Regions from separate parts of the Homo sapiens genome. Here region 2 is linked to region 1. A link is a loop called in an ENCODE intact Hi-C map of the cell type or tissue named here. Cell type or tissue: PC-3. All regions are shown on one strand. Each heading gives the region's core, and the rest is flanking DNA. Links, peaks and the distances in the headings are about the cores only. Region 1 has its middle 390 kb from the start of ZIC3. Region 2 has its middle 450 kb from the start of ZIC3.

Region 1 (11,822 bases), core at 1,266-9,265:
TCCCAGGGATGAAGCCAACTTGATCGTGGTGGATAAGCTTTTTGATGTGCTGCTGGATTCAGTTTGCCAGTATTTTACTGAGGATTTTTGCATCGATGTTCATCAGGGATATTGGTCTAAAATTCTCCTTTTTTGTTGTGTCTCTGCCAGGCTTTGGTATCAGGATGACGCTGGCCTCATAAAATGAATTAGGGAGGATTCCCTCTTGTTCTATTGATTGGAATAGTTTCAGAAGGAATGGTACCAGCTCCTCTTTGTACATCTGGTAGAATTCAGTTGTGAATCTGTCTGATCCTCAACTTTTTTTTGTTGGTAGGCTATTAGTTATTGCCTCCATTTCAGAGTCTGTTATTGGTCTATTAAGAGATTCAACTTCTTCCTGGTTTAGTTTTGGGAGGGTGTGTGTGTCCAGGAATTTATCCATTTCTTCTAGATTTTCTAGTTTATTTGCATAAAGGTGTTTATAGTATTCTCTGATGGTAGCTTGCATTTCTGTGGGACTGGTGGTGATATCCCCTTTGTCATTTTTTATTGCGACTATTTGATTCTTCTCTCTTTTCTTCTTTATTAGTCTTGCTAGTGGTCTATCACTTTTGTTGATCTTTTCAAAAAACCAGCTCCTGGATTCATTGATTTTTTGAAGGGTTTTTTGTGTCTCTATCTCCTTCAGTTCTGCTCTTATCTTAGTTATTTCTTGCCTCCTGCTAGCTTTTGAATGTGTTTGCTCTTGCTTCTCTAGTTCTTTTAATTGTGATGTTAGGGTTTCGATTTTAGATCTTTCTTCCTTTCTCTTGTGGGCATTTAGTGCTATAAATTCCCCCTACACACTGCTTTAAATGTGTCCCAGAGATTCTGATATGTTCAATCTTTGTTCTCATTGGTTTCAAAGAACATCTTTATTTCTGCCTTCATTTCGTTATTTACCCAGTAGTCACTGAGGAGCAGGTTGCTCAGTTTCCATGTAGTTGTGTGTTTTTGAGTGAGTTTTTTAATCCTGAGTTCTAATTTGATTGCACTGTGGTCTAAGAGACAGTTTGTTGTGATTTCTGTTCTTTTACATTTGCTGAGGAGTGCTTTACTTCCAACTACGTGGTCAATTTTGGAAGAAGTGTGATGTGGTGCTGAGAAGAATGTATATTCTTTTGATTTGGGGTGGAGAGTTCTGTAGATGTCTATTAGGTCTGCTTGGTGCAGAGCTGAGTTCAAGTCCTAGATGTCCTTGTTAAACTTCTGTCTCATTGATCTAATATTGACAGTGGGTTGTTAAAGTCTCCCATTATTATTGTATGGGAGTCTAAATCTCTTTGTAGGTCTCTAAGGACTTGCCTTATGAATCTGGGTGCCCTGTATTGGGTACATATATATTTAGGATAGTTAGCTCTTCTTGTTGAATTGATGCCTTTACCATTATGTAATGGCCTTCTTTGTCTCTTTTGATATTTGTTAGTTTAAAGTCTGTTTTATCAGAGACTGGGATTGCAACCCCTGCATTTTTTTTTTTTTGTTTTCCATTTGCTTGGTAGATCTTCTTCCATCCCTTTATTTTGAGTCTATGTGTGTCTCTGCATGTGAGATGGGTCTCCTGAATACAGCACACTGATGTGTCTTGACTCTTTATCCAGTTGGCCAGTCTGTGTCTTTTAATTGGTGCATTTAGCCCATTTACATTTAAGATTAATATTGTTATGTGTGAATTTGATCCTGTCATTATGATTTTAGCTGGTTATTTTGTTCATTAGTTGATGCACTTTCTTCCTGACATTGATGGTCTTTACAATTTGGCATGTTTTCACACTGGCTGGTACCTGTTTTTCCTTTCCATGTTTAGTGCTTCCTTCAAGAGCTCTTGTAAGGCAGGCCTAGTGGTGACAAAATCTCTCAGCATTTGTTTGTCTGTAAAGGATTTTATTTCTCCTTTACTTACAAAGCTTAGTTTGGCTGGATATGAACTTCTGGGTTGAACATTCTTTCCTTTAAGAATGTTGAATATTGGCCCCCACTCTCTTCTGGCTTGTAGGGTTTCTGCCGAGAGATCTGCTGTTAGTCTGATGAGCTTCCCTTTGTGGGTAACCCAACCTTTCTCTCTGGCTGCCCTTAACATTTTTTCCTTCATTTCAACTTGGTGAATATGACAATTATGTGTCTTGGGGTTACTCTTCTCGAGGAGTATCTTTGTAGTGTTTTCTGTATTTCCTGAATTTGAATGTTGGTCTGCCTTGCTAGGTTGGGGAAGTTCTCCTGGATAATATCCTGAAGAGTGTTTTCCAACTTGGTTCCATTCTCCCTGTCACTTTCAAGTACACCAATCAGACGTAGATTTGGTCTTTTCACATAGTCCCATATTTCTTGTTGGCTTTGTTCATTTCTTTTTACTCTTTTTTCTCTAAACTTCTCTTCTCACTTCATTTCATTCATTCGATCTTCAATAACTGATACCCTTTCTTCCACTTGATCAAATCAGCTACTGAAACCTGTGCATGCATCATGTAGTTCTCGTGCCATGGTTTTCAGCTCCATCAGGTCATTTAAGGTCTTCTCTATGCTTTTTATTCTAGTTAGCCATTCGTCTACTCTTTTTTCAAGGTTTTTAGCTTCCTTGTGATGAGTTCGAAAATTCTCCTTTAGCTCAGAGAAGTTTGTTATTACCGACCTTCTGAAGCCTACTTTTGTCAACTCGTCAAAGTCATTCTCCATCTAGCTTTGTTCTGTTGCTGGCAAGGATCTGGGATTTTTTGGAGGAGAAGAGGCGCTCTGGTTTTTAGAATTTTCAGCTTTTCTGCTCTGGTTTCTCCCCATCTTTGTGGTTTTATCTACATTTGGTCTTTGATGATGGTGACCTACAGATGGGGTTTTGGTGTGGATGTCCTTTTTGTTGATGTTGATGCTATTCCTTTCTGTTTGATAGTTTTCCTTCTAACAGCCAGAACCCTCAGCTGCAGGTCTGTTGGAGTTTGCTGGAGGTCCACTCCAGACCCCGTTTGCCTGGGTATCACCAGGGGAGGTTGCAGAACAGCAAATATTGCCACCTGATCCTTCCACTGGAAGCTTCATCCCAGAGGGGCACCCGGCTGTATGAGATGTCAGTTGGCCCCTACTGGGAGGTGTCTCCCAGTTAGGCTACACAGGGGTCAGGGACCCACTTGAGGAGGCAGTCTGTCCGTTCTCAGAGCTCAAACTCCATGCTGGGAGAACCACTGCTCCTTCAGAGCTGTCAGACAGGGACGTTAAAATCTGCAGAAGTTTCTGCTGCCTTTTGTTCAGCTATGCCCTGCCCCAAGAGGTGAAGCCTACAGAGGCAGGCTGGCCTCATTGAGCTGTGGTGGGGTCCCTGCAGTTCGAGCTTCCCGGCCACTTTGTTTACCTACTCAAACCTTAGCAATGACAGATGCCCCTCCCCCAGCCCAGGCTGCTGCTTAGCAGTTCAGTATCAGACTGCTGCGTTAGCAATGAGCAAGGCTCTGTGGGCATGGGACCCACTGAGCCAGGCATGGGATATAATCTCCTGGTGTGCCATTTGCTAAGACCATTGGAAAAGTGCAGTATTAGGGCAGGAGTGTCCCAATTTTCCAGGAACCATCTTTCACAGCTTCTCTTGGCTAGGAAAAGGAAATCCCCTGACCCCTTGTGCTTCCCGGGTTAGGCAATGCCCCGCCCTGCTTCAGCTCACCCTCTGTGGGCTGCACCCACTCTCCAACCAGTCCCAGTGAGATGAACCAGGTACCTCAGTTGGAAATGCAGAGATCACCCGTCTTCTGCGTTGATCCCGCTGGGAGCTACAGACCAGAGCTGTTCCTATTTGGCCATCTTGGAATGATCCCTCAGCTATTTCTTTATAGCAGTGCAAGAATGGCTTAACTGGATAGTCATTAAATTCTTCTCTTTGGAGAAGAGTTGAGTAAGCTCTTACAGTATGTTTTCAGAGAGTTAAAAGCACAGCATGAAATGCCAGTGCTAAGTCAGGGAAATCAATACAGGTATAATTGGCTTAAATTAAGAAATATTCAAAAATTCACAGAATGATAACTAGTATGTATCTGGCGTCTAGTGTGTACCAGGTACCATGCAAGATGCTTTAGACACATTTAGACAGGTTAACTAAAGAGAGTTATTACAAAAACAAATAACCATTTTACATCATATTAGCATGTCACTGCTTAGAGACACCAATAATGCTGCCATTGACTTACATTTCCCTTACTTCATTCTAAGTGCCCTTCCAGAGATTCCTCCCAATGTCTTGGGCAACTTTTGGCTCATAATTAATTGTACACTTCCTCACAACATTCTTATATTAACTTCACTTTGACAGAAAGAAGTCCAGATTAAAAAAAAATAATAACCAATTAGGTAAATCCCTTCTCCCATTCCTTCATACAACATATAGTGATAAGGTACCTCATGTATGTATGTATGCCAGGATAGATTAGTTATCAATGTGATGATTGCTATGATAGCGTTATGGCCAAAGCATGTCACTTAGCACTAAATGTTTGCTGCCAATCTGGCTTATCTACATGGCATGTGACCAAACTTAAGAAGCAGTTTAAGCCAAATATGGAATATCTTGATGAACAGGACTGGACAACAACAGCTTTAGATAGAACTTCACAAGCAATGTGGAAAAGATTTATTATAATTAGGCGGATGTGGAGAAATCAGATGAAAGGAAGGCAAGTAAGGAGTCCACACTGAATCTTCTAATGAATGTAGTCATTTCAGCTTTTTTCACATATTCTCCAGGAAGACTGCTTTTTACTCCTTTTACCTTGATAATTTCTCCAGTTTTTCTACTTCCATATTTTATATGCAGACCAACATGCTGAATGCCTGAGTAATAAAGTCTACATTGATGCAGAATATAGAGGAGAAGAATTATGTCCTGGCTTTTGTACATTAATAGCGCCCTGTTCACAAAACCCAGGCCTATGCCAGCCTTTTAAACAATGGTTCTGTATTGTTTCCATTTACTCAAGGTGTGACTCAGAGTGATGGTTTCACCAGCCATTCCTCAGCAGGTATTCATGTGGTTTGGATTTGGGGAGCATATGGATTGCCCAGCACTGTCCCTGTTGAACATCAAATGTCAGCTTTTTTTGACAGATCATTTTTCTAATTGGTCAGGGTCACCTTGGATTCTGCTCTTGTCTCACAAGAAATTTTCAGCTTTTAATTTCCCCACCCTCCAGCTCCATTTCCCAATGTGGTGTCATCCACAAATTTAGTAGGAATGTATACATTTTTCTCATTCTAGACCTTGTAGGAAAAAAAATGAAAAGCTCTGGGACAAAACTATGTGATCTCTGGAACATGTTGTCCCAGGTTTCTCCCAAAGCATTGTTTAGTGCCCTTGGAGTACAACTCATGTAATGGTACAGTCCAGGCCTGATCTCCTTGGATCACCAATGGAAATGCCTTGCAGATCCACAAAACTGTAGTGAAGTCCAGATGTATCCTACATTGATTGCTCTCCTCTTTATTCAAGACCTGCAGTTCTGTCACAAAAGGAAATTAAATTGGTTTAACACGAGTTGCTCATCATAAAGACAGTGCCTTGGAATCTTATGTTAGCAAATGGCTTACTTGATTGTTTTTCTATCATTTTCATGTGCATTAATGTGAAAATGACTCAATATAAGGAAGAATTCCCTGTTACAGCTATCCAGAAATGGAGTGGGCTACTTTGAGGAGGTGGTAAAGGTGCCATCACTGAAAGTACACAAACGGAATGCTAAGAGAAGATTCCTGCGTGGGCTAAGACATTGAGTTGGGTGACTTCTAGGTTTACTTTCAATGCTAAGTTACTGAAATTCTGCAATTTTTTTGTATTTTCCAGTAATATTTTTTCCTTCATTGTTAAAAGATTGCTTTTTCAATTTGTTTTCAAAAGCATTCTCAGACTTCTACAAAACATCAACTAATTTTTCTTTTTTTCAACATTCCACACTGAAACAAGTACACTGTAGAATTAGAAATAAGTAGAAGTTACTGATTAACTAAAAAAATTTGATTGATCATTTATCTTCAGCTTTGAAGTAAAGTGAAGAAAAGGGAGCAATGGTTTTCCTTTCTTTAATCCTTCCAGACTGGGTAAATTAAAGGAGTGGGAGTTGACTCATAAATGCAGAGTTCTAGATGCTCACAAAACCTATATAAATAACTAGTGAAATCTCTGAGTTTCCACATACTGTCTTCTCAGAAGGACATGAGGCACTTTCTCATCCAAAGCCCTTCCCAGCACTGAGAATTCCTGACTTTAATCAATGAAATCTACTGGAACATACCAGGGAATATGAAAGGTAGCAAGTCACAAGCCTAATAAAAAGAAAGCCAAATTTGGTCAAGTTATTTTCTTCTCAGACCTATGAGCCCAAGATAAAATAGATCTGTACTCCCTTTCTTCCATATGACCGCCTTAGGAGAAACATAACACCCCTTGATACACTGACACAGCTGAACCCCCTGACTCTATTAATATAGGGTAAATTGCTACAGCTTCTAAACAGCTGAAAACTTCACAAGATTAGTGAAGCTGCACAATGGAATCATTGTTAATCCCCCTTTCTTCATGCACTGGAATACATTTAGAATTGATTCTTTGAAAATGAATGGAACAAAAGTGAAAAATATGAATGTTATGCTGTGTTTTCAATGTCTATGTCTTATGACAGAAAAAATATCTTGCCAAGGGAGCCCAAGATTTAAGGACTGTGCTTCTATCATGTGAGCTGGGAAGAGCAAGACTGTGTGTATTTGGATTACATATGTAAATAATTACTAATGCCTACATCATTACAAAATGCTTCATTTTATTACCTAAATAACCTAGTATCGAAAATAACCCTCACTTAACTTGTGGGTCAATTTGAAGAAGCAATAAATCTTATGAAATTTAGGCCAAATTCCAAGGTGAGTTTTGTGCCAGAATCAGCTAAGTGTTTGAGGGAAAACTGTAAGTGTAATGGTGACAAAGTACCTGCTCACCAAAATATATCTGGATCTCAGTGTTCTTGTCTAGGAGAGCCTCAAATGCACTTAAGCATAAAGGTGGGCTTGTGCATAATAATATTTGACCCAAGTGACATAATGAACTTTTCTGCATCTTCCACAAGGAAAATGGAAGTAGACATGAAAAACTAGAAGCCTGTCACCCAGAAAATGGAAGTAGACATGAAAAACTAGAAGGCTGTCACCCAGGAAACTCTGCTTAGCTGCCTGGAATCTTGCAAGTCTTGCCTTATTTGCTATTGAGGAATGAGAGAGCAAGAAACAGGGGAAAAGAACAATGAAAAAAACAATACGTAGAGAGAGCTCTGCTCCAGTTGTATTTTACAGGAAGATAAAGAGTTTGGAGAGAGAAATGGATATTTTATTTTCATATATCAGTTAAATAGTTTCTAAGCATTTTCCAGCACAAGTTATTCTTTTATCTTGATATGAGTTCTGCTCACCAAAGCAGACCCTGAAATGAGAATTCCAGGGCAATTAGTTTTGTGGAAAGTGATCCCAGTAAGCATTCATGGGAAAGTGGGCATCTGAGACAGCAAAGGGAAGAAAGTCAATAAAGTTTGAAGTATCAAACAAGTTACCACTGTGTGCAATTGCAGCTCGCTCCATCTGGAAAACTTTGGGAAACAGTGTAGAATACTCTTCAGAGTTATGCCAACCGAGGGACAAGAAGGTGCAGTATATATCCACTGACTCCCAATTTGTCATTGTTTGGGGGCAGTTTCCAAGGGTTTTCACTCTGTACCCCTTCTGGCTTGCCCTGCCAGCAGGCTGAGTCTCCTTCCTTGACAATAAAGAAAATAATCATACTTCCAACTTATAGAGATGAATCCTGAGTAGACATGGGCAGAGCACTGGCACTGATCCTGGCATAAGAATTGTCTTGGACACAGGCACATTAAAATAAAAGAAAACTACAGGCCAATATCTCTGGTGAATATTGATGCAAAAACCCTCAACAAAACAGTAGTAAACTGAATTCAACAATACATTAAAAAGATTATTCATCATAACCAAGTGGAATTTATCCCAGGGATGCAAGGGTGGTTTAACACATGCAAATCAATCAATGTGATAAATCATATAAAGAGAATGAAGGGTAGCAACCATATGTTCATTTCAATCAATGCTGAAAAAGCATTTGATAAAATTCAACATCCCTTCATGATAAAGACCCTCACAAAACTTTCTTTTAGGTATATACGCAGTGGTGGAATTGCTGGATTATATGGTAGCTCTATTTTATTTTTTTGAGGAACCTCCAAACTCTTCTCCATAGTGGTTGGACTAATTTACATTCCAAACAACAGTGCACAAGGATGTTGAGGGACATATCTCAACATAATAAAAGCCATATACTAAAGACCGACAGTTGGTATCATACTGAATGGGGAAAAACTGAAAGCCTTTCCTCTAATATCTGGAATGCAAAAAGAATGCCCATTTTTACCACTGTTATTCAACATAGCAATAGAAGTCCTAGCTAAAGCAATAAAACAAGAGAAAGAAATAAAGGGCTTCCAAATTGGAAAGGAAGAAGCCAAATCATGCTTGTTTGCAGATGATATGATTTTATATTTGGAGAACCTAAAGACTCTACCGAAAAAAACATTTAGAACGGATAAACAAATTCAGTAAAGCTGCAGGATACAAGATCAACATACAAAAATCAGTAGCATTTCTATATGCCAACAGTTAGCAATATGAAAAAGAAATTTTTTAAGTAAAGTAAATTTTTTAAGATAAGTAAAATTTATCCCTTTTATAATAGCCACAAATAAAATTAAATACCTAGGAATTAACTTAATCAAAGAAACGAAAGATCTCTACAATGAAAGCTATAAAACACTGATGAAAGAAATTGAAGAACACACAAAAATTTGAAAGATATTCCATGTTCATGGATTGCAAGATTTAATATTGTTAAAATATCCATACCACCCAAAGCAATCTATAGATGCAATGCAATCCCTATGAAAATGCCAATTTCACAGAAATAGAAAAAACAATCCTGAAATTTACATGAAACCACAAAAGTCCCAGAATAGCCAAGGCTATCATACACAAGAAGAATAAAACTGGAGGAATTACATTACTTGATTTCAAATTATACTACAGAGTGATTGTAACCAAAAAAGCATGTTACTGGCATAAAAACAGAGACTTAGACCAATGGAACGGAATAGAGAACACAGAAACAAATCCGCTCACCTACAGTGAACTCATTTTCGACAAAGGCGCCAATAAATGGTACTGGAAATACTTAATATCCATATGCAGCAGAATAAAACTAGACTCCTGTCTCTTGTCATATACAAAAATCAAATCAAAATAAAGAATTAAATCTAAGATCTCAAAATATAAAACTACTACAAAAAACACTGGGGAAGCTCTCCAGGACATCAGTCTGGGCAAAAATTTCTTGAGTAATACCCCACAAACACAGGCAACCAACGCAAAAATGGACAAATGGGATCATATCAAGTTAAAAAGTTTTAGCACAACAAAGGAAGCAATCAACAAAGTGAAGAGGCAATCCACAGAACAGAAGAAAATATTTGCAAACTACTCATCTGACAAAGGCTTAATAACCAGAATATATAAAGATCTCAAACAACTCTATAGGAAAGAAAACTAATAATCTGATTAAAAAGTAGGCAAAAGATTTGAATAGACATTTCTCAAAAGAAGACATACAAATTGCAAACAGGCATATGAATAGGTGTTCAACATCACTGATCATCAGAAAAATACAAATCAAAACTACAATGAGATATCATCTTACCCCAGTTAAAATGGCTTTTATCCAAATGTCAGGCAATAACAAATGCTGGAGAGGATGTGGAGGAAAGGGAACCCTCATACATTGTTGGTTGGAATGTAAATTAGTCCAACCATTATGGAGAAGAGTTTGGAGGTTCCTCAAAAAACTAAAAATAGAGCTACCACACAATCCAGCAATTCCACCAGTGGGTATACACCTAAAATGAAGAAATTCAGTATATTGAAGAGATATCTGCATTCTTATGCTTGTTGCAGCACTGTTCACAATAGCTAAGATTTGGAAGCAACCTAAATGTGCATCAACATATGAATGGATAAAGAAAACGTGGTACTTATACACAATGGAGTACTATTCAGCCAGAAAAAAGAATGAGATTCTATCACTTGCAACAACATGGATGGAACTAGGTGTCATTACGTTAAGTGAAATAAGCCAGGCACAGAAAGACAAACATCACATGTTCTGACGTATTTGGGGGATCTAAAAATCAAAAAAATTGAAACCATCAAGAAAGAGAATAGAAGGATGTCTACAAAGGCTGGGAAAGGTATTGCAGGGGAGATGAGGGGGAGGTGAAGATTATTAGTAGGTACAAAAAATAGTTAGAATAAATGAACAAGGCCTAGTATTTGATAGCACAACAGAGTGACTATAGTCAATAATAATTTAATTGCACATTTTAAAATAATTAAAGGAGTAGAATTCAATTGATTGTAACACAGAGAATAAATGATTGAGGGGATGAATACCCCATCTTTCATGATGTAATTTTTATGCATTGCATGCCTGTATCAAAACATCTCATGTACCTCATAAATATATACACCTACTATGTATCCAATAAAAGTAAAAACTAAAAATTTAAAAAGATTTTAAGACAGAATAACTTCATTAGTCAAAAAAAATGACGTTTTTCACAGAAATAGAAAAACAATCCTGAAATGTATACAGAACCACAAAAGACCCAGGATAGCCAAAGCTTTATTGAGCAAAAAGAATGAAACTGGAGAAATCACATTACCTCATTTTAAATTATACCATACAGCTATAGTAACAAAAACAACATGAGGCTGGCATAAAAACAGACATATAGGCCAACGGAACAGAATAGAGAACCCAGAACCAAATCCACACATCTACAGTGAACTCATTTTTTACAAAAGTGCCAAGAACATACATTGGAAAAAGTATAGTCTCTTCAATGAATTGTGCTGGGAAAACTGGATATCCATATGCATAAGAATGAACCCTGCCCCCATCTCTTGCCATATAAAAAACTCAAATCAAAATGGATTACAGAATTAAATTTAAGACCTCAAACTATGAAACTATTACAAGAAAACATTGGGGAAACTCTCCAGGACATTGGTCTGGGCAAAAATTTATTGGGTAATAGCCCACAAGCACAGGCAACCATAGCAAAAATTGACAAAACAGATCACATCAAGGTAAAAAGCATCTGCACAGCAAAGGATACAATCAACAAAGTGAAGAGACAACTGACAGAATGGAAGAAGATATTTGCAAACTACCCATCAGACAGGGGATTAATAACCAGAATATATTAGGAGCTCAAACAGCTCTATAGGAAATAAATCTAATAATCCAATTAAAAATGGATAAAAGAACTGAATAGGCATTTTTCAAAAGAAGACATACAAATGGCAAGCAGGGATACAAAAAAATGCTCCATCAAAAAGCTAATCTACCAAAATCAAGTAGGCTTTTTCTTTGGAATACAAGGTTGGTTCAACATATGCAAATTAATAAGTGGGATTCATCACATAAATAGAACTAAAGACTAAACCCACATGACTATCTCAGTAGATGGAGAAAAAGCTTTCAATAAAATTCAATATCCATTCATATTAAAAACCCTCAATAAACTAGGCGTTGAAGGAACATACCTCAAAATAACAAGAGCCATACATGACAAACCCACAGCAAACATCATACTGAATGGGCAAAAGCTGGAAGCATTCCCCTTGAAAACCAGCACAAGATAAGGATGCCCTCTCTTACCCCTCTTATT
Region 2 (11,822 bases), core at 1,174-9,173, 54 kb before region 1:
GAATCCCCAAATGCTAATATCCTTGACTTACTGTCTAGCTGCATATCATTGCTGTAATTTCTTAGGACATATAATGTATGGTTTCAAAATCTCTCCCCCAAAATTTCCACATCAAAAGGTAATCCAACTATGGTGAGCTGAACCGAACTACATGTGAGTCTTCCCCTTGGTCTTTTTTTTTTTTTTTTTTTGAGATGGAGTGTCACTCTGTCGCCCAGGCTGGAGTGCAGTGGCACGATCTCGGCTCACTGCAAGCTCCACCTCCCGGGTTCACCCATTCTCCTGCCTCAGCCTCCCGAGTAGCTGGGAGTACAGGCGCCCACCACACACCCAGCTAATTTTTTTGTACTTTACAGTAGTAGTTTCTGACATTGAGGGAGCAGAGATCCCTTGAAGAATCTAGTGAGATATATTAACGACCACCCTCAGGAAGATAGACATATAAACACAGGCTAATACATACAATTTCACAAGGTTCCCAGGCCCCTTGAAGCCCATGCATAGACACCAAGGGGGGTCTTGTAAATTGTTCCCAGGGTACAGACTGCTATTAGAATAGTATTCTTGATTAAGCCTCTGAGTCTGATGCTTGTGATTGAGTGCGACAGTGTACAAGTGAAGGTAGAGCCAGGAAAGTGAGAGCCCTTATATATAAGGCTTAGATCTCAGTTGGCCTATATCATCCATGCCAGGAATCCTTTCTCTTTTGGGCTCCTACTCTACCTTTTAACAAAAAGAAAGATAAGTATATGAGAGTAAGTCCATTTACCTGTTAAGAAAATATACCCAATAAGTCCTGCAACTCAGTTGACACCATCTATTTTCTGATATCTCATTGAATTTTAATACAACTTTCCTTTAAATAATCCTCATAGCTTTTACCCTTGCACATAATTGGCCTAGATTTTTTCAAAAATTAATTGAAGATTAAATGAGTCAAGGAAAGTAAAGTGCTTAGAATAATGTCTGGCACATAGTAAGTGCTATATAGCTGTTAAAATCGTTGTCATTATATGCACCCAGAATGAATATTGAAGTGATGTTTCCAAATATAACATATCAGGTAATGGGGATATGAAGAGGAGGAGGAGGAGGATGGAGAGATTAAAAAGAGGAAGAAGAAAAGGAGAAAAGAGAAATAGGACAAAGAGGAGGAAGAGAAGGAAGTGGAGAGGGAAAAGAAGAGCTTCCATTTATTGAGGGATGAGTATGTTCCAGGCACTATATTAAATACTTTATATCTCATTTAATTCTCATCGAAGTCCTTAGATATAAGAGATATTATTATGCCCATTTTACAGGTAAGTCAGTGTCTCAAACAATTTAAATTATGTGCCCCAGATCACAAAGCTAATAAGTAATGGAGCTGGAATTTGAAATCAGATCTGCTTGATTCCAAATCTATGTTCAATTTCACATCCATCATATACAGACTGATAGGAGAAATATATTTTAGAAAGATTGCAGGAACATATTTGGTTTCCAATAAGGAATTGGTATGCTTCTGATTTAGTGATACCAAGAGTTACACAATTGATTGCGTTTCCTTCTATGCCTTCACCACTCAAAAGTTTAGAACTCAGTTTGAAGCTAAACCATAACAACTATACTGACCCTCATGATTGAAATATTTGAGGGAATTTTCCTTTCTTAAACTGGATTTTCAATTTTTATCTTCTTAGTTATTAGTTCAGTGTGACTACTGTTTTGTTGTAAGCCACTTAAAGCATTTTGTTGCCAAAAAGCAAGGCACAAAACATGTATATAAATAAAATAAAATTATGATGTTCAGTTTCTGGGTAGAAAATTATTTCTAAAATTTTCTGTATGCCACTCAATTGGCTTTTCAAATCTTTTCTTAATTCAATACAAAATAATTTTTTAGCCTAATCTCCACCCCACCCTCAACTTGATACTCAGTCTCAAGATTGATAATGGGGTCCTCTCAACTCTATTTAACAAACATTTACATATATATGTCGTATGTCAGGTGTTAAGTGCTTTACAAGAATTTTCTTTTAATTTTCATTGCAACCCTATAAGGTAGGTTTCTCTTATTATGTATTGTTTTATAGATGGGAAGCTGATACACAGAAAAGTTATCTAACTTGTTTAATGTTATATGGTTAGTAAGTTGCTAAGCCAGAATTTACAATCAGTTTGTCTTGCTTAAATCTACAACTTTAAATGAGGCTGATTATGTAAACAACTACCAATCAGGTCACATACAAATTCCTGGTACATAATAGATGCTTTGTAAATATTTGAGAAATAAATGATTGAATAAATTAATGAATCCCAAGACTTGCAAAGGCCCTTCCTTATTTCCCTTCCAGGCTGACTTTATTCTGCTTTTATTTTCACAAGGATTCTGATTCAGCTTGGTCTCTGGCTTACAGCCCTACTATTACCCCTCTAGACTTAGCATCTGGTACTTAGTTTTTCTGACTTGACCCTCTGTAGCCACGAAGGACTTTGGCTTTGACTCACCCTGTGATTCTTTCCACTCCCAGAAACCTCAAATAGGGCCCTGCCCTAGCACCAGCTCTTCAAGAAACAAATGCTAAGCTTGTCCTACTTGGCTGTAATCCTGACTTAGCCCATCCCAGGTGCCCTAAAAAGTAGCGTTCAGAAATTCTAATCAATGGTGCCTGTACTGCTCTGGGATTACCGCATGTCACTGCCTTGCACATACCCATATGTTCAGTCCACAACTGACAATGAAAATCTAAATATGTAACCAACTGAAGTGGGACGGCTCTGGTGTGACCACAGGAGGGAAGTTTATGGGAAGTAATGCTGTTTTGCAAGGAGAGACTCTGAGTATAAAAACAGGGTTGCCATTTGAAATGCAACAGGAGACTTCTTAAAACTTTTTTCAAGTCATTAAAACTGGAAATACACATATTAGAGAAGGCATAGTCCTATATTTCCTGAAGGAGATCTGTGATAAAACTGCTTATTTTTAATCACCTTTTATTTCTTGTTTATATTGGCTGTTCTGTTTTGTCGACATTTCAATGAATGGGATAGTGTTAAACTGATGCTCTTTAAAAAATTGAAAGTGAAAACTTTTAGTTTTATCAAAACAAATGTTAAAAATCATTATGCTACTTGATCTCTGATCCAGTTTTGCCCCACTTCATGTGGGTTACCTCAACTTTATGATTTTTCCTTTGCCTTCCTCTTTCTTCTTCCCACCCAGCATTGGCCTGGTTTACAAAACTAGGATACAATTGGTGGAGAGACTCTCAATATCAACATGAAATTTAAAGTGACCCCAATAATATTCTTAAGAATACTCTAAGAAGACTCTGATTAAGAGCCTTCTTCCTTAGACTTTCCCCAAGTAAGTTAGCATATCCCAGAGCATAAACCTAGCTTGACAGGTTGAGGAGGAACTTGGAATGAGAGCACCCCCATACACATGGCAATGCTACTCCTTGTCCTTGAGAGAAACTCCCCCTCCTGCTGTGGGTACCCTGGAAGAACCCAGGTTTTGTGAAAGATCTCTCAAGAGTTGGTGGGTTTCTAACTTGCAGACAAAAGGGAGGAATGAAATACAGGATCCAAAGTCCCAGAAGAGCCCAAGAAGTGAGAGACAGCATCATTTGCCCTATTCAGTTCTAATGACAAGGGACCTAGCCAATAGAACATGTTCCTTGCTCAGTAACATTCCTCTGCAGTCACTAACAATATATTGATAGTCTTCTGCTGACAGAGGGAAAGACAGGCTCTCCTCCAAAGGCACTGTTTTAGCTTATCTCATCAGTTGTGAAGAAGAGGAGACAGAGAGTTCAAGGGAATCCAAGAAGTCTGTGGTAGGGAAAATCAGCTGACAAGGATTGGCCTTCCTTTTCCATAGTGTAGAATATCATGGAGTGTGGTTGCCAAGCCAGGAAATATATTTCCCCTCCTACTTGACCCAGTAGAGCCCTGAAACTAATTTTCATAAATGGAATGTGGGAGAACTGATGTGCGTCATTTACAGGAAAAAAGTGGCTAAAAAGGAGATGTCCCTTTTTCATGATCTATTTTCGCATCCACGAGCTGAATAGAAAAGCCTCCAAGGACCTGGAAGAGTGCAGAGCCACAAAAGGAGAAAACCTGAGTCCCTCAATGACTACATGTTAAAGGGTACTTCGATGGGAGCAGCTGTACTAGACTGTGAGGTGTGTGAGAAACATTGTGTTAAGCCACTAAGAATGAAGGTTTATTTATTATACCAGGCAGCCATCACTTAACTAATACATCCAGAGACAAAAATAAGACTTTTTTATAATGCAATATAATATAACCTGCTCTTTCTTTGAGTTCTTTCTCACTTCTCTCTTCTTATCTGGCTTCCCTCCCCTTTCCGTTTGTTTTGTTTTGTTTTGTTTTTGAAAGGATCTTGTTCTGTCACCCAGGCTGGAGTGCAATGGCACAATCATAGCTCACTGCAGCCTCAAACTCAAGGGGCTCAGGTGATCCTTCCACTTCAGCCTTCCAAGTAGCTAGGACTACAGGCATGCACTACCACAGCTCTCTAATTTTTTTTCCAAATTTGTATAGAGACAAGCCTCACTATGCTGCCCAGGCTAGTCTTGAACTCCTGGTCTCCAGTGATCCTCCCGTCTCAGCCTCTCAAAATGTTGGGATTACAGGCATGAACCACTGGGCCCAGCTTAATTTCTTTTTCCATGACATAGCTACAACTTACTTTGAGTTTCTGCTTCCTTGTGACTTCAGCTTGCTCATGGGCCTTCATGACAGCTTCTACTTGCACCTTTCACACCTTAGATTCCCTCGGGTTATCTAGTTGTCTTTATATTTTCTATAGCAAGAGCCTGACTGGTCAATCTTGTTCATGCTGAATGGACAGTTCTATTGAATAGAACTGTCTATTCAACATGAATACACATGCCAGGCCACCTCATAGGCTATTGGTTGGTCTAATGAATGATGGTCCTCATCACGAAAAGAAATAAGTATTTGAGGTGATCAATATATTAATTAGTTTGACTTAATCAGTTCATTATGTAACCATATATACACCATCACATTTTACCCCACAAATATATACAATCACTATATTATTTGGCAATTAAAAATAAAATTAAAAGTTTTCCTCCAGCTCTTGCAACTATAGGCACCACCCACACAGCCCCTGGACTTGGAAGGCCCCCAGAAGGCTTAGCCTTACCAGTTGGCAGGGCTTAGTATTACGCAGGGCTTGCTGCCCTAAACTTAGACACTGCCATGCCTAAATCCCACCCTCTGCCACGTATTCCCAATCCATAAATCAATGTAACCATCTTGGTTATCAATTTTCACAGTCTTGCTGGGCAATGTGGCCTATCTTGACCTGTAGCTCACTTGGCTGAAGCCAAAACACCTGGCCATGCCCTTGTTAGCCTTCGTCCCAAGAGGACAGACTCTACTCCAGGTTCTCCAGCTACAGTCTGGGGTCCTGCTCCAGCTAAGTCAGACTACCCTGCAATACTTTACTGCCCTCTCTTCTCATGTCAAGAGTCAACAGTGACTGGAATTCCTGCTGCTGTGCCCTACTGGGCCTCCTTGGGCAGTAACACTGGCCTGGATAGGGCCCAAGTTTACTTTTGCTCTCTGTACATGATGACTTAGATTACACTCAGTCAGAGCACAGACAAAAAAGGAGTGCCCTTTGCCAAAGGTCCAAGTAGATGTGCTAAACAACTTAGTCCTGGACAAGGAGGTAAACCAGCAAGAAAAACCAAGTGTCCAACAGATAAAACAAGGGAGAGCGGAAGAGAATGCATTATATTTTAGCCCACATTAAATAACCTGAGTTGAATGAGGTTATAAAATCATGTGTATTTTACCTAGAAGAGTGCTAGAAACTAGCATTTGTTAAGCACTGATTCTAAGCCAAGCAATGTACCAGTTTCTTTTTTTTTTTTTTTTTTTTTTTTTTTTTTTGCTGAGACAGAGTCTCACCGTGTCGCCCAGGCTCGAGTGCAGTGGCGCGATCTCAGCTCACTGCAAGCTCCGCCTCCCAAGTTCACGCCATGCTCCTGCCTCAGCCTCCCGAGTAGCTGGGACTACAGGTGCCCGCCACCATGCCCGGCTAATTTTTTTGTATTTTTAGTAGAGACAGGGTTTCACCATGTTAGTCAGGATGGTCTCGATATCCTGACCTCGTGATCCACCCACCTCGGCCTCCCAAAGTGTAATGTACCAGTTTCTTTATGCATATGTTTTATTTAATCCTCACAATCCAGTGAGCATTATTATCACTCATTTTGAAGATGAGGAAATTGAGGTGCAGTGAGCATCTACGGCTTGCCAGTGGTTATATGGCCAGAAAGTGGCAGTGCAGGGATATAAATCCTGTTGTGTCTAATTTAAAGATGCATGCTCTCTACTCAGTATTACATGATGTAATTTGTTCAAAGCACATATCTCCTGTGGTAAAATGTTTTTGGATTGCTGCCCGTACCAGTTATATGCTCTCCTAGTGACAGGGTGATGGTGGTACCCTCAAAAAAGTGAGAGGCAAAAGGCCTTACTCATAGAAGCTGGGGACTTTAGAGAACCATCTCTTCCTTTCTCTTCAGGCTCTTCTCTGTGAGGCAGCAGCAGAAAGGTACACTTGCAGGCCATGAGGTCATCTGCTCAGAAGGCTGTTTGAACATGATCCTAGGGGTAGTGGGGAACAATGTCATTGTCACCCCATCTTTCATCTCATAATCATATTTGCTCATATTGTTCAGCTCACAGCTTGCACAGAAGTCTTACACTTCTTTTTAAGACCTTTACTTTTCAAGTACCACCACATATTGAACACTTACTCTGTGCCTTCACTATTCCAAAGGCTTTATGTGCAAAAGCTTCATTGGTCCTCCCAATAATCCTATAAGGCAGTGGATTAGTCAGGGCCTGTGAGGAAACAGACAACATTCTAGGTATTTCGAAAAGAGAATTTAATACAAGAAGTTGGTAATATGACCAATTAAAGATCTGAGAGGCCAAACAGAGTACAATTATGCAATTTGGTGATTAACAAAAGCAAGGAGTCCCAACTTTCCCTAGATCAAGAGGGACAGTGACAGAAAATGGTAAGACAGAATATGGAACTAGGACCAGCCAGCAGGGTCCATATCTACACTGTCCAATGTGGTGGCCACTAGTCACATGTGGCTATTGAGCATTTGAATGTGTCTAGTCCTCATTGAGATGTGCTGTAAGTGGGCAACACACACCAGAATTCAAGTACTAGTAGAAAAATATATATCTCATTAATATTTATATTGATGACATATTGAAATCAAAATATATTGGGTTAACTAAAACTATTAAACTGATTTTACTCATTTCTTATATATTTCTAATATGGCTACTAGAAAATTTAAATTTATATATGTGACTCTCATTATATTTCTATTGGACCACACTGGGCTGGAATTATGGTGAAGGCTAGGACCATGAAGGAAGGCACTGTCCAGTAGGAACCACAGCTGCTGCCAGTAACCTGTTTGAGCTACCAGGCACCTATTTGTGGTAAATAGGGGGAAATTCCCTGGTTTCTCCTTTCTTCCTCCTTTTGAGTCTCCCACCCATACCTCTCATTGGCCAAACGCTGTGGGAAGCCTGCTGACACAGGTGACTGGGAAATATAGCCTATAGGGACAGTTCTCCTGCCACACAGGGAGAGCAGGGGGAAGGTCGAAAATCAATCTAAGACAAAACAGGTGAATTGATGGCATATGTGGGTAACATTACCCTTCCCCACCACATTTTTCAGATGAGGAAACAAACACAGATCAGTTAAGTAACTGACCAAGGTCACACAGCAAGGAAGTGGCAAAGTCAGGATTTACACCCACCCAGGTAGCCTGTCTCTGGAGGCCATGATCTTAATCATTATTTCTTCTGTCTCCTTGTCCCTCCATCCCCAACCGCTGACCTCTTGCCTCAACTCTTCACTGTGGCCTCACACTTCACTATGGCTCTGAAGATGGTTGTCGTCTTGGTGGTCATTGCCTGTGATTCCTGCTGCAGTTCAGGTGTATTCTGCTGCTCTAGGCAGCTCCCAGTCCAACTCAGCTGTTTCACCATCACACTCTCGCCACGGTCCAAGTGGTTTTACCCAATCTAGGCACTCAGGACCAAACAAAGCTCAAGTCATCCATTTTAGAACTCTGAACTTCAGCTCCTTCTATTTCCCACCCATCAAATTGCTGCTCAGAAATTTCTGCAAGAACAAGTTAAAAGCAACAAGTTCCACTAACCTACATAATAGGGCTTATTTTTCTTTCAAAAAAAGTTAACATAGTGGTATTTTGACTGATAAACAATTCCCTTGCAACTGGAAGCATTAGCACAACCCAATTTTAAATCTTTTAATAAAAGAGACTCAAGACAAGTCAAAGTCCCAATCCCTTCTTAGTAGTCCCGTTGTAACCAGACAAGCTGCTAGGGTGGGAAGAAGTTAGTCCTTTAACAAGGGCAAGCTCTTAATTATGCTACTTCCAGGAATGCTGAGGCATGGTCTGCATTCAACAGTGTTCCGGAAGACTGGCAGTGGGCTCTTTGTCATCTAATCACCTGGTAAGAACATCATCTTTGCTTAGTCTTTCCAGAGCCTCTGAGTGCTCAACGTTTGGAGTAAGTATTGCAGAACAGAGAGGGGATTGTTAATTATTTCATGGGCCTTCTCTTCCCTGGGACAATAGATCAGCCTGGACGTTTATTGAGTGATGGGGAAGAGGGGGGAAACGGGTGCAGTGGTTTCAGGATGGCCTCTGGGTCACAAGGTCAGGTTTCTAAAAGTTATTGTACAGACTGCTGTTGGTAGCTCTGCTTATTAGGGAGAATTAGATCCTTTGTGTTGTTTGTAAAAGCGAGAAAGTCCCGGCCAGACTCTGGCTTAAGTGAAACTTTTATTGCTGTCAGTCACACAGCCCCTCCAGTCTGAGCCCTCTGTGGGAGTTCTTGAAAGGCCAACTACCTCTCCTCATTCACAGATCTGCCTGGGTAGACCAAAACACTTCAGACAGCAGAGAATTCCTTGTCATGGCTATACAGGTGTTTTTCATGAGATTACATATTTAGGCAGCTCTGAAAACTGTGGGTTGCAATAATTTTTAGCTCTCATCATCCATTATTGTAATTACTTTCTTACTGCTTGTCTTCTCCACTGCAGATAAACTTTATGAGAGCAAGGACCACATCTATTTTGTTTCCAGCTCTACTTTCAGGTCCATCCATAGAGCTTGGCACAGAGTAGAAAATAAATATATGTTGAATAAAAGCAAACACTTATGTAGCACCTAATAGATATGCTTGATTAATATTCTGAGACTATCTTTCTCTCTCTCACACATAGATATATATATATATATATATATATCACAAAACTCTATGGACTAATTGCAATTAATCCAGTTTACAAATGAGGATACTGAAGCCCATAGAAGTTAAGTAATAATACACCCAAAATGACAGAGCTGGTAAGTGGCAGAGCTGGGATTTGAATCCAGGCATTTGGATTCCAGTGTCCTGTCCATGTTATTAGCCACAATGCTCTATTCCAAGGATGGTGTAGACATCAACAGTGGAAACAGAGGGTCTTTCCTCATGTGGAGAGTGCTAAGAAGACAGCTCACCTCAAGACTTGTGAAAATCAAATTTATTTTTTAAAAAAGAAATAAGTGTCTTTATTCCCTCAAGTCACTGAGTGAAAAGAGGAGGATCCTAAGCACAATAAGCAGGCCAAAGCTTGGAGTGAGTCATCTGGATCTCCAGCCTTGGAGATCATAGAACCAGAGAAAAGTAGCAGTGCTCTGGAGAGCAAAGGATGCAGGAGAGGGGGTTGAAACCAGGAATGGCAGCCTCTTCAATTTCTTTAAGGAAGATTGACCATCTTCAGCAGCTTGATAGGATCATAGAGAAAGTATTAGAGCATTGCCAAGGGTGACCTCTATATAATCAGTTTCCCTGACTGTCCTCCATTGGAAAGAGTGAGACAGCCAATCCCCCAGGCCTTTCCTCTAATATTTCCAGCAGAAAACAAGAAGGGGAATTGTGGGAAACCTCAGAACCAGCCCTGTCTTCCCAGTCACCTCAACAACTAAAGCACTCATCTCCTTATTACCGAATTTATAAAATTTCATTCTGCTGCCGGGCGCAGTGGCTCACGCCTGTAATCTCAGCACTTTGGGAGGCCGAGGCGGGCAGATCACGAGGTCAGGAGATCGAGACCATCCTGGCTAACATGGTGAAACCCCGTCTCTACTAAAAATACAAAAAAATTAGCCGGGCGTGGTGGCGGGCGCCTGTAGTCCCAGCTACTCGCGAGGCTGAGGCAGGAGAATAGCGTGAACCCGGGAGGTGGAGCTTGCAGCGAGCCGAGATCGCGCCACTGCACTCCAGCCTGGGCGACAGAGCGAGATTCCGTCTCAAAAAAAAAAAAAAAAAAAAAAAAATTCTGCTGTTGAGGAAAAGAAGAGAAAAAATAAAGAGAAAACGAGAAGACACTGACATTCGGAGGAGACACAGAGAGCTAATAAAATTGCCCATATTACTTACTCAGGTGATACTGCATATTACACTAACAGTGTTCACTTAGTTCCCAAGTGTCCCATACGGTATGTACTCAAAACTGTTTTAAAATATTTATTTACTTTAAATCCAGTTATCCATATTTCCATTTTCATGTGCCATATATTCAAGAATGCATTTAAATATTCTATTAAAATGGATTCATTGTCAAATAACATAGAATCCGCCAAAGTAATAGCTAACATTTTAGCACTAAGCCTTCATCACAGCTACGTCAAACCTCTGATACCCCCTTCATTTCTTTCCAATTCTGGCACCTGTAACCATAGCAACATACACTGAAATCTTTCAAGCAGAACAGGACTGACAATCATACTAACAGCACAAATACCTGAGCTGAGAAAAGAGAGGGGCGGCCCAAGTAGGTAGCTGTTGAAATTAAAAGCTAATGACAGGAAAACAGCTGGAAACACGCACCAGCTCACACTGCTGCCTCCTTCAAGCATATGAATTGTATGTAAAGCCCAATTTGATTTATGTTTTATTAGTGACACTGCCATCAATGAATACTTCATTAACCATTATCTCAACAAACAAGTGAAAGAAAACTTAAAAAAAAATAAGTTGTTTGGAGGAAAATTTAAGGGCTGCGTCTCTTTGCCAAGAATTTGAGCCATGTTTCCTGCCCATCCATGTTGTGAGAGACAGGGAAGTGAACTCCATTTACTGAATCTTTTTAACATGTACACACGTGTTCGTAAACTGCAAAGAATTATCTGCTATTGAGAAAAGACTCCTATTAGCCAATTAGAGTAATTACATGGATTAAGATTTCTTGTTTTTGGTGATTTCTTTTTTTTTAATCCCTAATGCTTTCTTGCTGAGGAAAGGAAGGGCTAAACAGCTGATATGGCCAGAGAATTAAGTGGGTGCAAAGTAGGGCATTCTCATTTTCAGATTCCAAAATGTAATTGAAATTTTATGCTTACCTCAACATAACAACATGTGATGATTTCTGTGCAAGGGAAGGCATAAAGGATGACATTTCCCCAAGACTTCAATTATAGTAGCTTCTATCTCCCCTAAAACAGCATTTGGTCTCGGAAAATTGCTTTTAATGGTGCAGGTGTTTGTTGAGAGTATCCATCATATTCACTCCCAAGTAATCCATATTAATTCACCAGCTTCATTAGCAGCAACCTTTTCTTCCAAATGACAATGCAAAGTAAATACAATTTCAAACAGATGTGCTGGTTTTCTATGAATCAGAAAGAGGATAAAGAAACTGACACTGGCTG

What was found. A loop is a pair of places that touch in the nucleus more often than their neighbours do. Peaks named below come from ENCODE experiments on the same cell type or tissue, not always from the same donor. Only the 100,000 strongest peaks of a DNase experiment are listed, where the experiment ranks them.
Region 2: it touches region 1 in a loop (4-fold over the local background); 2 of 110 quality-filtered maps call a loop at or near these places.

Annotation. Positions count from the first base shown.
Region 1 is chrX:137,951,674-137,963,495 of GRCh38, reverse strand. No RefSeq gene overlaps it. Among named protein-coding and RNA genes, the nearest start is that of ZIC3, 390 kb to the right of the region's middle. In PC-3, for the core only: no CTCF peak of the experiment used is centred there; a DNase peak (open chromatin) is centred at 4,955; H3K27ac peaks cover 2,583 bases.
Region 2 is chrX:138,005,433-138,017,254 of GRCh38, reverse strand. No RefSeq gene overlaps it. Among named protein-coding and RNA genes, the nearest start is that of ZIC3, 450 kb to the right of the region's middle. In PC-3, for the core only: no CTCF peak of the experiment used is centred there; no DNase peak of the experiment used is centred there.